Regions from separate parts of the Homo sapiens genome. Here region 2 is linked to region 1. Evidence: chromatin contacts called from ENCODE Hi-C data. All regions are on one chromosome and are shown on one strand. The core of a region is the stretch at or near the end of the contact, and the rest is flanking DNA. Distances in the headings are between cores, read along the strand shown.

Evidence for each region. A loop is a pair of places that touch in the nucleus more often than their neighbours do. Pooled maps may share reads with other maps.
Region 2: a loop to region 1 is called in a map of PC-3, with 4 times the contacts of the local background. The contact joins two enhancer-like sites. A Hi-C loop is called at or near these places in 3 of 168 maps with a recorded cell type or tissue (HCT116, PC-3 and endothelial cell of umbilical vein) and 2 of 50 pooled maps.

What each region holds. Positions count from the first base shown.
Region 1 is chr12:76,452,533-76,460,152 of GRCh38, forward strand. It overlaps OSBPL8 (oxysterol binding protein like 8), which reads right to left. Exons shown (of 24, transcript NM_020841.5): 3 at 7,327-7,363. Among named protein-coding and RNA genes, the nearest start is that of OSBPL8, 100 kb to the right of the region's middle. Within about 2 kb of position 3,324, at least 3 of the 41 ENCODE cell types and tissues checked have a DNase peak (open chromatin) inside an H3K27ac peak, as active enhancers do; they include HCT116, where a contact is called at or near this core.
Region 2 is chr12:75,719,136-75,726,755 of GRCh38, forward strand. The region is part of intron 1 of LOC105369844 (a long non-coding RNA gene); the gene reads right to left. Among named protein-coding and RNA genes, the nearest start is that of KRR1, 210 kb to the left of the region's middle. Within about 2 kb of position 3,701, at least 14 of the 41 ENCODE cell types and tissues checked have a DNase peak (open chromatin) inside an H3K27ac peak, as active enhancers do; they include HCT116, where a contact is called at or near this core.

The DNA.
Region 1 (7,620 bases), core at 2,074-4,573:
ATCACTACTCCCCTCCCACTACTTTCTCAGGCCAAAACCTTAGATGTGTTTTTATTTTTCTCTTTCTCTTACTGAGCAATCTTTTAAAATCATAAATTAGATTTCCAGTATGCAGAAATATCCTCACTGGCTTCCCATTACATTTACAATATAATCCATAACCTGGAAATTCAACACAGTCTGGCCTGCTACTTGTTCCAACCTCATTCTCTACTACTCTCCTGTCACTCACTTGGCTCCTGCCGTAATAGTCTTCTTGGTATTTCCTCAAGAAAGGCCATCTTTTGCCCAGTCACAGGGCTTTTATCTCTTGCTCTTTCTACCTGGAATATTCCTACCCCAGATCATCACATTATTAGCTCCTCTCCTTTGTTGTCTGGGCTCAAAGGTCATCTCTTCAGAAAAGCCCTTTGGTTTCTTCATGGTACTTTTGATACGTTCTTAATTTCAACATGGCACAATTTGGCATTTTTTTTTTTTTAGGGTTAGTACCCACCACTTCACAGTTATACTATTATCACTTTACCTTACATGATTTTCATTGTAGCTCCTATCATTATCTGAAAAATATAGTTTATTGCTTTTCTTCCTCCATTAGACATTAAATTCCATGAGAGAAGGAAGTTTTGTCTGCCTTATTTTCCCATAAATTCTCAGGTCCTGGTAAACTTCCTGCCCTATTGAAGGTGTCGCATCCTACCATACTAAAGATGTTCAATAAATTTATGTTGAATGAGTCAATAAACCAACTTTATATTTTTATAAAACATCATAAAGTATATGGTGTCTCTTTCAGTTACTAAATCCAAGATTCATTTGATTCCTAAAAATAATTTTAAATGTATGGTACTGATGCAGAGAGATAAATTGACCTAAAGAACATAGCAGATAGCTTTCAGAAACAGACACATACATACATGGAGCTCAGATATACAACAGAAATAGGGAGAATAAATTACTCAGTTAACAATATGAGGTTATCAACTGGTCATCAATATTGGAAAAGTAGAGAGAACTCTACTTCTTACCACACACAAAGAATAGTTCTATGAAGACTACAGACATAATGTAAAAAAGCAAAACTGGAAAATCTTTAGAATAAGAGAATATCTTCATAAACTTGGGACAGAGATTCCTTTAAAAAGACACAAAAAAGCACTAACCCAAAAATTAAAAAATCAGTAAGTTCAATATTAAAAGTATAAATTTATTTAAAGGTATCATAAACTGAAAAGGCACAAAATAAGATATTTGCAACACCCATAATTAACAAAAGGTTGGTACCTAGAATGTTCTTAAAAAAAAACTTCAATAAATCATTAGAAAAAGAACATCATAATAGCAAAATAGGGCAAAGACTTGAACAGTGATTCACAAAAGAAAAATGCAAATGGGCAATAAATGTATGAAAAGATGTTCATCCTTTTTTAGTAATGAGGCAAATACAAATCAAAATAATAAATATTTTATACTCAGTAAAATTAACAAAAATTAATGTCTGATAATACCAAATACTGATGAGGATGGGATCATCGAGATGTCTTAAGCACTGTTAATGGAGTATAAGTTGATACAAGCACTTTGGAAAACAATGTGAGCTTCTTATATAAAACTGAATACCCTGTGGGTCCAACAATTCCACTCTTGGATCTAGAAAAACTTTTACAGGTATATACCAAGAGACAAGAATAAGAATGTTCATAGCAACACTGTTCATAATAGCAAAAACCAAACAACATATTCATCAATTGAAAAATGAATTTTAATAAATTCTGGCATATCCATATAATGAAATAGTATATAGCACTAAAAAGGAATGATCTAGTTCTATAACAAACGACATGATTGAATATTAAAAGTAAAATGTTAATTACAGCCAGGCACAACGGCTTGCATCTATAATCCCAGCTACTCAGGAGGCTGAGGTGGGAGGATTGCTTGAGGCCAGGAGTTCAAGACCAGCCTAGACAACATAGCAAGACCTATCTCTAAAAGAAATAAAAATTAAAAAAAGTTAGCTGGGCGTGGTAGCTCACACTGTAATCCTAGCATAGCAGGCATCTGTAGTCCCAGCTACTAGGGAGGCTGAGGTGGGAGCATCACTTGAGCCCAGGTGTTCAAAGCTGCAGTAAGCTGTGATAACACCAATGCACCCTAGTGTGGGCAACAGAGCAAGACCCTGTCTCTTTAAAAAATTAAAAAAAAAAAAAAAAGGTAACTACAAACAGCAAGTCCTAGAAAATTATATAAACCATGACACCATTCTTTTAAAATTGAAAACCAAGCAAAATCTAGTGATACATACATGAGTAAAAAACAATAAAAAAAAGACTTTTTAAAAAGCAAAGAATAATAAAAAGAAAAAAATACAACCTAGTCATGCCCTCTTGGGGCAGGCTCAGGGATAAAAAAGCAGCAGAGGCCGGGCGCGGTGGCTCAAGCCTGTAATCCCAGCACTCTGGGAGGCCGAGGCTGGTGGATCACGAGGTCAGGAGATTGAGACCATCCTGGCTAACACGGTGAAACCTCGTCTCCACTAAAAAATACAAAAAAAAAAAAAATTAGCTGGGCGTGTTGGTGGGCACCTGTAGTCCCAGCTACTTCGGAGGCTGAGGCAAGAGAATGGCGTGAACCCGGGAGGCGGAGCTTGCAGTGAGCCGAGATTGCACCACTGCACTCCAGTCTGGGCGACAGAGCGAGACTCTATCTAAAAAAAAAAAAAGCAGCAGAAAGACCTAAGGTACATGGAAGATTCTAGTTCTTAAGCTGAGTGATAGCTCAATAAGGGCTCATTGTATAATTATGCTCTCATTTACATATGACACATATTCTTTTGTATGTATCAGACAGAACATTTAATGCTAATTTAAAATACTTTATAAGAACCACTAGCAGAATTAATGTAGGTTTTAGCATTCTGTCAGTAAAACATAGGTGTCCATGTCTTGAATAACTTTAAAACAGCCTGAACTGTAAAGTTAGCTCTATTCACCCTTTCTAATCCATTTTCGATGGAAGTATTACTACATGATTTTGATAGCCGTGAAGTAACAAGAATATGCAGAAACAGCAGTATACAGAGTGCACCTCTTTACCAAAAAAACCAGAAAGCCCATGTTTCTATTTATTTTCCCTCACCCCATTCACAAGCATTAACAACTATACAGACAAAAGAGGCTAGGGAATATAAAAATCATTATGATTTCCTACATCAGTTACATAATAGTAGACTATTCAAACATAAGTTTAAGAGGGACAGTGACTTTTTTTCTGTATCCCTTGGCATATAACTGATACTCACTAAATACTCTCTAAATGACTGAATAGATATTTGGCAAATGAATCACTGTGTGACTCCAGTGCAGTTTCACCGTCTCACCTACCAAAGATAACATTACAGTGCCCTCTGCTGTTTCTACTTCAAGTGGAAGTAAAGCAACCTGCTTTGCTACTCACATTACTCATCTTTAGTAGAAATCACACTGAAATAGTTAATATAATTAACATATCTGCTGCATCTAAGGAGAACATGAATCAAAAACATTTTTACCTTCTGAATTCAACTCATCAATATAAAATTTGAAGAATTTTACAAGTTTCAAAGTTTGCCTTTAATCTAAGTGGAAGCTAAAATAAGATGAAGTAATTTTTTAAAGTCATAAATAATAATCTGTATGTAAATCCTATATCTCCTTTTCTTCTAAGGTATACATTTCTTAAATACTCCAATAATTTAAATGTCAGTATAGATCACGTACTTTTTTCATTCTATAGTACATGATACTAATCAAGTACCAAGAAATTACAGCTGACGTTTAAGCAGTCAAAAATGTGTATTTAGGGACTGGGAGTGGTAGCTCACACCTGTAATCCCAGCACTTTGGGAGGCAGGCAGATTATTTGAGGTCAGGAGTTTGAGACTAGCCTGGCCAACACGGTGAAACCCCATCTCTACTAAAAATACAAAATTGGCTGGGCATGGTGGTGCACGCCTGTAATCCCAGCTACTCAGGAGGCTGAGGCAGCCCAGGTTGTGTCCTTGCACTAGGTGACAGAGCAAGACTCCGTGTCAAAAAAAAAAAGTGCATTTAACTTTTGACCCTCCAAAAACTTAAGTACTAATAGCCTACTGTTTGCTGTTGACTGGAAGCCTTATACATAATACGAAGAGTCAACACATATTGTATATGTTGTATGTATTACATATTGTATTATGTAATACAATATATACATAAGCTAAAGAAAATGTTATTAAGAAAATCATAAGAGAAAATACAATTACAGTACTATACCATATTTATTGATACCATAAGTTTATGCCATCTGTTTACAAGATGAATCATCAGTTTGAAATAGCAGCAACCACAGCTGCAGACCTCAATCTAGAGCTAAATATTAAGCAATTAAACTTTTTCTTGTAATGTCATGGCCTTTGTCTGCTTCTTGGGAGCAACCGAAGCATCAACAGTGGTACTTCACATGGGTCCCATAGCGTTATTCAAGGTTTACAATATTGCACGAAACATGATGAAAATAGGCAAGAATGATGAGAAATGACTTTTTAAAGCAATATGCAATTTACTGGAGCAAATAACTTCATACAGAGATGATTAGCATCACACAGCATTTTAAGCAGATATTCGCAACACCTGAGCTCATAGTAATAACAGGAAGTGGTTAGAAAATTATTACAGTAGTACGGTATGTACTAGTTAATGTTATGTAGTTACGATTTAATATTGTATCTTTATGTTTGTTTACATTTTTCTCAACTGGGAATGGCAACGTGTACGGTGTGTGTGAAAAGTTTTGATAAATTTTTACTTATGTAATAGATTTGTGTATATTTTAAAGTAGTAAGAAAATAAACTAGTACCTACATATATTTTATGCATTCATGATATACCTAACCTTTCCTTTATTTTTTCTATGTTTCTAAGGTACAGTTCATCTGTGAGTTTTAAATTGTCACAAACCTCAGAAAAATTTTCCAATATATTTATTTTTAAAAATACACATAGAAGTGGACTCGTGTAGTTAAAAGTTGTCTTGTTCAAGGGTCAACTGTACTTCACTTTAAAAGATATATGGTCTCTAACAAATGATTATACAGACCCAGCCTTTTAATACTTGGCAGAGTACATGATAAAGTCATCTCTAATATTATGTTGTATATTTTTATTTATATATATGCTTGAAATATATAACCTTAAGTAAATTTCTTCTATTCGAAGTAAAAAAGATCTCCATTTGTAAAAACCCAGTTCCTAAGATAAAATATTTCAGTTAATATTTAAAATGCTATTCTATTTATAAAGCTCAGCAGTGCCATTCAGTTCACCTGAGTCCATGTCTAAATATATGAGGTAATTAAAGAAACTGAAGAATCCATTGAAATTAAATGCCAAGTAAGTATCACAAGGCTGAACAACAAAACATAAAAATATTTTGAAGCTTGGTGCAGTGGCTCACACCTGCAATGTCAGCATTTTGGGAAGCCAAGGCAGGAGGATCGGATCGCTTGAGTCCAGGAGTTTAAGACCAGCCTCGGCAATGTAGGAAAACCCTGTGTCTACAAAAAATAAAAATAAAAAAAATTTAGCTGGGCACACGCTTGTAGTCCCAGCTACTCAGGAGGCTGAGGTGGGAAGATCGCTTGAGTCTAGGAGAAGTTGTGGCTGCAGTAAGCTGTGATTGTGCCACTGCACTCCAGCCTGGGTGTCAGAGTAAAACCCTGTCTCAAGAAAATCAAAAACAACATTTTGAGATTTGTGTTCTTTTTTCTATTTTTAAGATTTCTACCTCCTAATGATGATTGTATAATAAATAATATTTATAAAATATTTTGAGTTATTGCATTTAAGAATGAAAAAAGGGCTAGGCACGGTGGCTCACACCTGTAATCCCAACACTCTGGGAGGCCAAGGCAGGAGGATCACTTGAGACCAGGAGTTCAAGACCAGCCTGGGCAACATAGTGAGACCACATCTTTACAAAAAATTTCAAAAATTAATTGGGTGTGGTGGCACAAGCCTGGAGTCCTAGCTACTCAGGTGGCAGGAAGATCCCTTGAGCCCAGAAGTTCAAGGTTGCATGAGTTATGGTCGTGCTACTGTACTCCAGCCTGGGTGACAGAGTGAGTCCCCTGTCTCTAAAAAATAAGAATTAAAAAAAAAAAGGATTTAGCATATTACTTTAAATCCTCTCTTTTTAGAAAAAAAATTACATACATACTATAACCAGTTAGAGATAAACAGCAACTGATCTAGACTAAAAAAGTTTATAGTTAGAAGAAACCTTTACCATTTTCTCATTCAGTTCCTTTCCTAGGTCAATGAAATATGAGTCCCAGAACAGTAAACTGACTTGCAATAATCAGATAATTGTTTAGGAATCAATAATAAAACTTCCTAAATCAATATAATTTTCTATATTATTCATCAATGAAGTTAAAAATCTTCATCTATGATGCAGTAAAATTTTAACTGTTTAGTTACACTTGAATGCAGCAAACAGTTTCCTTCTATCTTTGAATAACAGTAGAAGGAAGACACACTGGACTAGTAACCAATTCTAACTTCTCGGATATTTGTGCTATCTTAACTTCAGGCTCTCCTCTATAAAATTAATGCTTCATTAGATAATTTCTGAAGTTCCTTTCACCTCAGCAATTCTATGATTTTTAATATAAAAATTGCCCCTCTTACTCCCTAGCTAGACTATAAAAATTTTTAGGGGCAGGAATCATGTTTTATTCATTATGTACCTCCAAAAGTTGGCAGTGGCTGCCACTCCCTGCCCCAAAAAACTCTCAGTAAAATGTGTTGAGGTGAATTGGATATAATTTTCAAGGATACATCTTCTAAATTCCTAAGGTAAAACATGTTTCACTTATAAAATACCCAAAGTATAAAACAATTTTCGTAATCAAATTATTATGTAAAAATTCTGACAAAATAAAAGTGTTTCTCCCTTTCATATGGCAGTGAAATCCTTGTGCTAGATCTATGCCATGTGATAACTGTAGAAAGAAATACTATGAAGAAGAGGTCCCAAATTATGAGTTAGATAATTAAGTAAATAATGCATCTTAGGTAAGATGTAAATATACAAACACTGCCTATGAATCTCAGATGGACAATGAGAACAGATGGGGCACTGGGTACTAAATGACCATTTATATTCTTTACTTTATATTTCAATTCCTGGAAAGAAAAGTAGAACACTTAATAATTCAAAATTGAAACACCATTTGCCTTTCATAATAATCACACATCAAAATATTATCATGTCCCCAAACATGCCGTTCAAGCTTCAGCTACTTACTTGATGGCCCAAGGACATCTTTGCTATCACCAAGAAGCTTTTAAGGCAGGGTAATTGAGCAGCAAACAAATACAGTCCAAATCAGGAAGAAGCAAAATGCATCAGGACGGAAACAGCAGTGAAACAAAAGGACAAGGAAAATAGCATTAGTTTATAAGTAGAAAGCACATGCACATCAATAGTAATAACCGTAATAATTTACAAGAAACTTCCTTTTCCACACACAAAAAAAGATATTGGATTAAGCAGTATCAAATATTTGTTTTATCTTTAGAAAATGAAGGTGGTAAGAGA
Region 2 (7,620 bases), core at 2,451-4,950, 730 kb before region 1:
TCAGGTTTTCAAGTTCTGAAAGTAATTTTTGTCATGGCACATAGAGCTATTCAGGCCTTTCAGGACCCAGTTAGAGACTGACCAAACTCACAACATTTGATATATAAACCAGAATGCTATTTTATGAACCTATGTTAGAAGTTATCTCCCAGTAGGAGTTTATGTCTTCTGATGGGCATGAATATTCAGACCTCCAAATTACACATTAAAAAGCTTAAATGAAAGCCAAGGAAGTTGCATGATCTCAAGACAAGAGGATTCCACCAAGCCAAGAAATAAATGAATTGTATTTATCTAGGGAAATATTCCAGCACAGAGCTAAGAGATTAGGATCTAAGTGAGACTAGGGTTGACTTCAAATCTCATTTACTACCTCTGGTGACCTTGGGAAAGCTCACTCGTGTAAGGATGAAGGAAAAGAAAGAATTCTTTCAAAGCATTTAGTACAGTGGCGATAGGAAGCATTCAATAAATGTTCAGTATTATTATACTCCTATCCAAAGAATTGACACTGGTTTTCTGGAATAAAAATCTACCTTAATAGGGTTGTTATGAGAATTAATTAGGATACTCAAAGAATATTAACTATGTTTCTAGATTAAAAACTAGGATAGCTTTTATGAAGTCAAAACAACCATGCCTGGGTAGTAGTGCTTTACAGACACTAAAACTTCCTACTCTCAAGATTGTTTCCATAAGGAAGTACTGAACACCCTGGCATTACCTGAGAAAGATGCAATCCAACTGAATGGGATTGCTGTTTTCATCAGACACATTCCAGGCATATTGTTCTGTAGCTGGCAGCCCCTGTAGGTTTGGGAGTTTCCCAAATCTCTCAAGCAGGTTACTTTGACAAGGGTAAGAATATCTATTGGAGGCTACTAGTTGCAGCCTCAAAACATGCAGGTGGGTTTTCTCCTGGCCATTGTATTACATCCATTGATTTTCAAAAGATGAAGAACAACATCTACATGTGGATCACTTGAGCAGCTGGTTAAAAATGCAGACATCTGGCCGGGAGCAGTGGCTCACACTCTGTAATCCCAGCACTTTGGGAGGCCGAGGCGGGCAGATCACAAGGTCAGGAGTTCGAGACCAGCCTGGTCAACATGGCGAAACCCCGTCTCTACTAAAGATACAAAAAATTAGCTGGGCGTGGTGGCGCGCCTGTAATCCCAGCTGCTTGGGAGGGTGACATAGGAGAATCGTTTGAACCCAGGAGGCAGAGATTGCAGTGAGCCAAGATCGTGCCATTGCACTCCAGCCTGGGCGACACGGTGAGACTCTGTCTCCAAAAAAAAAAAAAAAAAAAAAGCAGACATCTTGAAATGGCAGGAATGGTGGTGATCTTGGGGCAGGGTGGGGGAATGGGTGGCCTGGGAAGGTGCCAGGGAAATATTCTGGGCTGGGCTGTTGGAAATGCTCCCCAGCTTCATCTGGGTGGTGGTTACACAGTTGTATACATACATAAAAATTGACTGAGCTGTGCACTTCAGGTGGGAGCACTTTACTGTGAGTGTGTGGCAACTCAATTAAAAGGTTTGCCCTTACCTCAGGCCTTTTGAATCAGAATCTCTGAGAGAAGAGCATGTGAATCTTTATTGTTTAGTAAGCACCCTCATATGATTCTAATGTGCCCTGAAGCTTGAGAACCACTGATCTATAAAAGGACATTTTCAATATCAAAGACTCAGAAAAATAATTTGGAATCAAGACCATCCCAGGAAATGTGAGATGAATGCCACAAATACCAGTATTCATAAATTCTGAAGCCTCGGAGATGTGAGGCAACATCTGTTTCTTGTGCTAACAGGTAGGTCTCTGCATGCAGCTCTAACACGAAAATTGGAAATGAGCCACTGGGAGGTGAGAACCCGCAGAGAGGAGTGCAGCAGGCACTGCTCTCAACATTCACCTTTGCAGCCAAGAGCCTCAGGCAGCAGGACTCCTCTATCCGATCTGATAAAGTCAGAGAACTGGTCAAGTTACTGGGGGTTGAATTACAATGCAGCACATTTGGGAAGAGCACTTGTCAAGAACATACCTCCTCTAAAATAAGCAGGGGTCTGTTCTGAAAAGAAGAAAAAGAATCTGCCTAATGGAGCTTTTTGAAAGCTGAGATAAAAGATTTTCTTCTCTGTAACTGCCTGCAGAGTGTCATGATTCTGAATGAAAAGCTCTGCTGGCTCACAAACAGATGCTCTAATGTTTGGGAGAATGAATTGAGAGAATATTCAGGGACGGTCCAAGATTGCTGCAAGGATCTGTGTGCTAAAATCTCCTTCTGCGTTGGTGTTATATTATGCTGCCTCCTTTTCTTGGCATTATTCACTGTTGTGTCCATAGGGCTGTATGCAGGAAAAGGCAAGTACACTTTACTTAGAGGGCATCTTCTGCCTGCATTTTTGCAGACTTGGGGAGGCTATGCCAAGTCCACATGCTGTAGAACAAACCACAGGACTCTGTTAACCACCTCTGTAGTTTTCCTTTTACAATTCTGAATTCTGGACTTAGGAAGTAGTCTTTGATAAAGGAGGGCTCTAACTGAGCAAATAGAATGAGAAAATGCAAATCTAGGATCTCCCCATGGACAGAATGGCTAAGGTTACAAGGAACAGGAATCCCCAGCACAACCTTCATTATTAATCTGCCCCAGCTTATAAAATGCCCTTTTCCCCACTCACAATAATCATTTCCTTCAGCTCATGCTCCACTACCGACAACACACCTGTGATTGCAAATCTATAATAACAGAGTGTAAATTTCCCTGGGGTATCTCAAGGTATTCATCTGTTGGCAAAACTGTGCTCTCCTCTGAGACTGTTGTATGTACACAGATATTTCTGCTCACATGAATTACAGCATTTTCCATCTGGAAAAGGCCTTGAAGATAAGCTAGGGAAGCTTCTTGTTAATAGATATAGAAACAGGCTCGGAAAGGCAAACTAACCCCAGGTTACAGAGCCAGTTAGGGATAAAACCTGAACTTCAGTTCACATCCTTTAGCCAAACTAGGATTGCCTTGATCACTGATACTTTGTCAACAAAGCATTTTTTTAAATAGATTTAATGTTTTAAAGGCAGTTTTAGGTCCACAGCAATATCGAGGAGAAGGTACGGAAATTTCCCATATACTCCGGCCCCTACACAGCCCCTCAGTCCTTTTAAGTGCTTAGTAACTCTGGGCCAGTTCATGAAGGTTAAACCAAGTTAATACCCCTTCCCTGTCTACCTGTCAGATATTTTTACAGGATTAGATACCAGACAGGAGATGATATCCTATCAGGGTCACATTAGGAAGGACTTCAGAAATGGCCCATTCTCCTGCAACCAAAACTTACTTGTTTACTTCTCCCTCAGCTACTAATCCTATTTTCTCCTTCTTGGGAATAAATCATGTCTCCCATTGGCAATATTAAGTTTCCTTCCTAAATTCTGGAATTTCTCCACCTCTACTTTCCTGGGATCTGCCGTACACAGTCTCTTTTAGTGCATAGAAAACCTACTGATTATTTTGAAACAGTCCATGTCTTTTTCTTAATATTTATCATTAGTTTTCTCACACAAAAGCATAGGTTACTTCGGGGTTCTTATTAATCTGTAGTTGTATTTCATCAGTCTCCTACAAACAGATGACAAAAATGTCCACACTATTCAGTAAGTTGAACATTTTCATTGCGCCCCATTGTCCCAGCAACGAAAGCACATGTTCAGGATGAGTCATCCATTTCCTGCCAAGAACAATTGGCAAGCATACTGTGGCTTCCTTTAGTTTGTCACTTCTTTGTCTCAGCCATTTAATTTTTAAATCTTGAATCACGGTGTATGATTTTAATCAAATCTGTAATTATTATAAGCAAATAACTTCTTTAGTTTAAAGACAGAGGTTACATGTGAAACGTATATATAAGCAATTCAGGAATTTAGCATTGCCAAGTAATGATATGTGGCTTAGCCCTGCTTGTTTTTCAAGAAGCATCAGCATGGTTTGTGGTATTTCCTCACTGCCTAACTTAAGATGGGGCATCTTAAACATTATTTTGATGTTATATCCCTCCAAAACTTTGCAATGTTAGCTAGTTTAGTTTTGATGGATGGAAAAGTCAAAACAGCAAGTCTAAGGTCATGAGGCGTCAATGAGAGAACAAAGAGTATAATCTATGTGAAGGGCAACTAGCAAGAGACCCAAAATCTAACAACAAGCAGATCTTGACACCTCTCATGATAGATCCTTAAATTGTCACCACAGTGTTCCCTACTTAACCCAGTTTCACCTTCATTAATTCCCATGCCCCTTTCCCTAAGTTTTCTCAGACATCAAGCAGAGCCTTCCATCTCACCCGGCCTCTCAAGAACTTCACTCTCAGCATCTGCCAGAGTCTACCTTCCTCACTTCTACCCTCCATTCCCAAAGAGCAAGAAGGTGGATATGTGCCAGAAAAAGGCTAGAGATCCTTTACCTCAGTCTTTTAATTTTTAATCATTGGAAAGAGAAGGAATGAGTTACAGGAGAAAGAATAATGGATTTGGTGTCAGAAACCAAGATGAAGTCTGATTCTGCCACTAATCACTCTGTGACTTTGAACCACTCACCAAAATGGATTAATCTCATAAAACTTCGATATCCTCATCAGTAAAGCAAAATAGCACACTTGTTTACTGTGAGGTGCAAAATTCGTCAAATGCCTTTATAAACCACATGGTGCCCTGTGAATGTAAATAGTATGATGTGGATTCCTCTAGCACTGATGGCGAAGTGGCACTGAAAGGGCTTCTTAGGCTTCATAAACGCCTACACAAAAACCGGTCTTTATGCCCTCACTTTTCCCTAGAAGTCTTCATTAAGAGAAAGGTGAAAGAACCCGGTATACGTGGGCTAAATAAAAGAAATTTATTGGAAAATTTCTTTCTACTCTGTAATATATATATTTTATTTTAAGATAAATAGTTTAAATGTCCTGTTAAATAAAACTGATGCTTTGGGAAGCTGTGATATGTTTACCGCATGGCTTTTTGTGCCCCTGGAACTGCGCCCCATGGTATCCTGGGTTGTAGACCTCTCCTTTCCCCATATGTGTTTCCATAGGAAGCTCTCAAAAGCTGTATTATAATCATCTGATTACTGGTCAGCCTCTTCCTGACAGGCACTTTGCTTTACATCTTGTTTCTTCCTAGAGCCTAGCATAGTGCATGGTATATTTTAAGCATCCTATAAATATTTGCTAAAAATAATAAATGAATTAACTTTCTCTTTTCTTTTTTTTTGAGATGGAGTCTCGCTCTGTCCCCCAGGCTGGAGGGCCGTGACATAATCTAGGCTCACTGTAACCTTCACGTCCTGGGTTCAAGCAATTCTCTGCCTCAGCCTCCTGAGTAGCTGGGATCACAGGCGCCCGCCACCACGCCCGGTTAATTTTTTTGTATTTTTAGTAGAAATGCGGTTTCACTATCTTGGCTAGGCTGGTCTTGAACTCCTGACCTCGTGATCCGCCTCGGCCTCCCAAAGTGCTGGGATTACATTTTTTGGGAGTAACTGATAAATAATGCCCTAATTACTATTGACTTCCACTGATAAAAACTGAAAAGGCAAAGTGAGAGACTGAAGAGTTAAATGGCTGGGCCAAAATTCTAAGTCCAATGCTGGCTTTGAGCTCTTCCATCCAGTGCCCAGACACCTTTCCCTGATCCTAAAGAGCCTGCCTCTCAGCATAAATATTCACTTTATCACTGGTATGCCTGTCTTAATGTATAAACACTATTGATGGTTTACTCTGTGCATTTAATTCCTATAGTCCGCAATTATAAATATAAGAGACTTTGTTCCAGTTTTTGTTCTACATTCCACAGTGTCTGTGTCACACACGAATTTCCCTTTGAAACCAATGAGCATTCTATGCCAGAAGATATCCTGGGGATGGAGGAGGAAGGGAGGGAGGGGAGAGAGAGAGAGAATCAGAGTCACCATCTGTTGACAATACTCTTGTGCAGAGCCAGTTTTGAAGGTTAATGACATGTCACGCATCCTCCAGCGTCTGGTAACAAAAATAGGCTGCTCTCCCAGAATTCGTTAGGGAGTTGTGGCCCCATGGAAGATGTAACTTGTCAGCCAGCACTCCAGTAGGGTCCAGGAAGACAATTTCTGCCAAAAGCTGGATGAAATTTAATGGAGATCCAGGAAAAACAACTTTTACTAAAATTCAAATGTGGAAGTGATCATTTTTCCCTGAGGCCAGTAAAAAGGCTATAAATTATTGACTTTCCAAAATGACCCTGCGTAATGTTTATAAGGAACTCTTGCATTTCATCGCAATTCTTCAATATACATCTACTCCTTTCTCTATTTCTTTTCAGAAAAATTAAGATTGTAAGCTTGTAATGCAAACAGGTCCAAGGGTTCACCAAGGATCTGCCCATGGTTTTTTTAGATGGTTAAATTTTTGGCAGTGCAGCTGATCCACGGCAAATCTGGGTCTCAGCTTTATTGACAGCCTACTGTTTAATGACTCACTTTGCTGTCTCATCAAGAATGCACCCAGTGGAAAGGCTACACCTTCTCAAGTGTAATTGCATGCTTTCTCCACATCTCTTCTGGGCTCTCTTTAATTTTCAAAGCCCCACTGAGCAACCTTTAAAAATCTGAGCCCTTTCCCACCTGGTGCTCGATGCTTTAAGAGGAGGTGACTCTGACTGTTTTTCTGTTAACCTAAGAACAAACTGTCTTGTCCCAGCATGGAGTAGAGTGGCTTGAACAAGGACGTGTAAAAAGAAACAGAGCAAGGAAACTGAAATACTTCCAAGCTCTTCTGCATTCTGTCTTTATAGCATGACATCATTAATATTGTTTGAAGTAAAGTTTTTGGACTATAGCTCTGCCTAACTTCAAATATAAATGTAAATTACAAACAAAAAACTAAATGAGTGTTTGATTACTTGCCAGCTTGGAGTATCCAATCCTCTCTTATTCAAGAGCAGAATTAAAAATAAAAGTTTGGTGGTATGAGGTGCTAAAATGATCACTCATATAGAAGTCAGGAAATTTGGGCCATTTTCAGGTTCTTCTTGGGTGACTTTGTATAAATCACTAACTTCTGTGGGCCTCAAATTCTCCAGCCCTGAAGTTAAATTCAATTTAAAAGTACATTTTTAGCCACTAAAAATATTTGTCTAGATCAGCACTGTCCAATAGAACCTTGGCCAATGAAGGAAATGTTCTATATCTGCACTATCCAATATGGTAGCCCTAGCCATATTGAGCACTATTGCATGTGTAAATGTAAGTACTACGACTGAAGAACTGGATTTTTACTTTTATTTAATTTTAATCAATTTAAATTTAAAACAAACATGTACCTAGTGGCTACTATATTGGACAATGCAAGTTTAATTATTTCTAAGGCTCCTTATTAAAGGTTATGTTTTGATGATTACTTTTTTTTTTTTTTTTTAAATATGGAGTCTGGCTCTATCACCCAGGCTGGAATGCAATGGCATGATCACTCACTGCAACCTCTGCTTCCCAGTTTCAAGTGATTCTCTTGCCTCAGCCTCCCAAGTAGCTGCAATTATAGGCGTGTACCATCACACCTGGCTAATTTTTGTATTTTTAGTAGAGACGGGGTT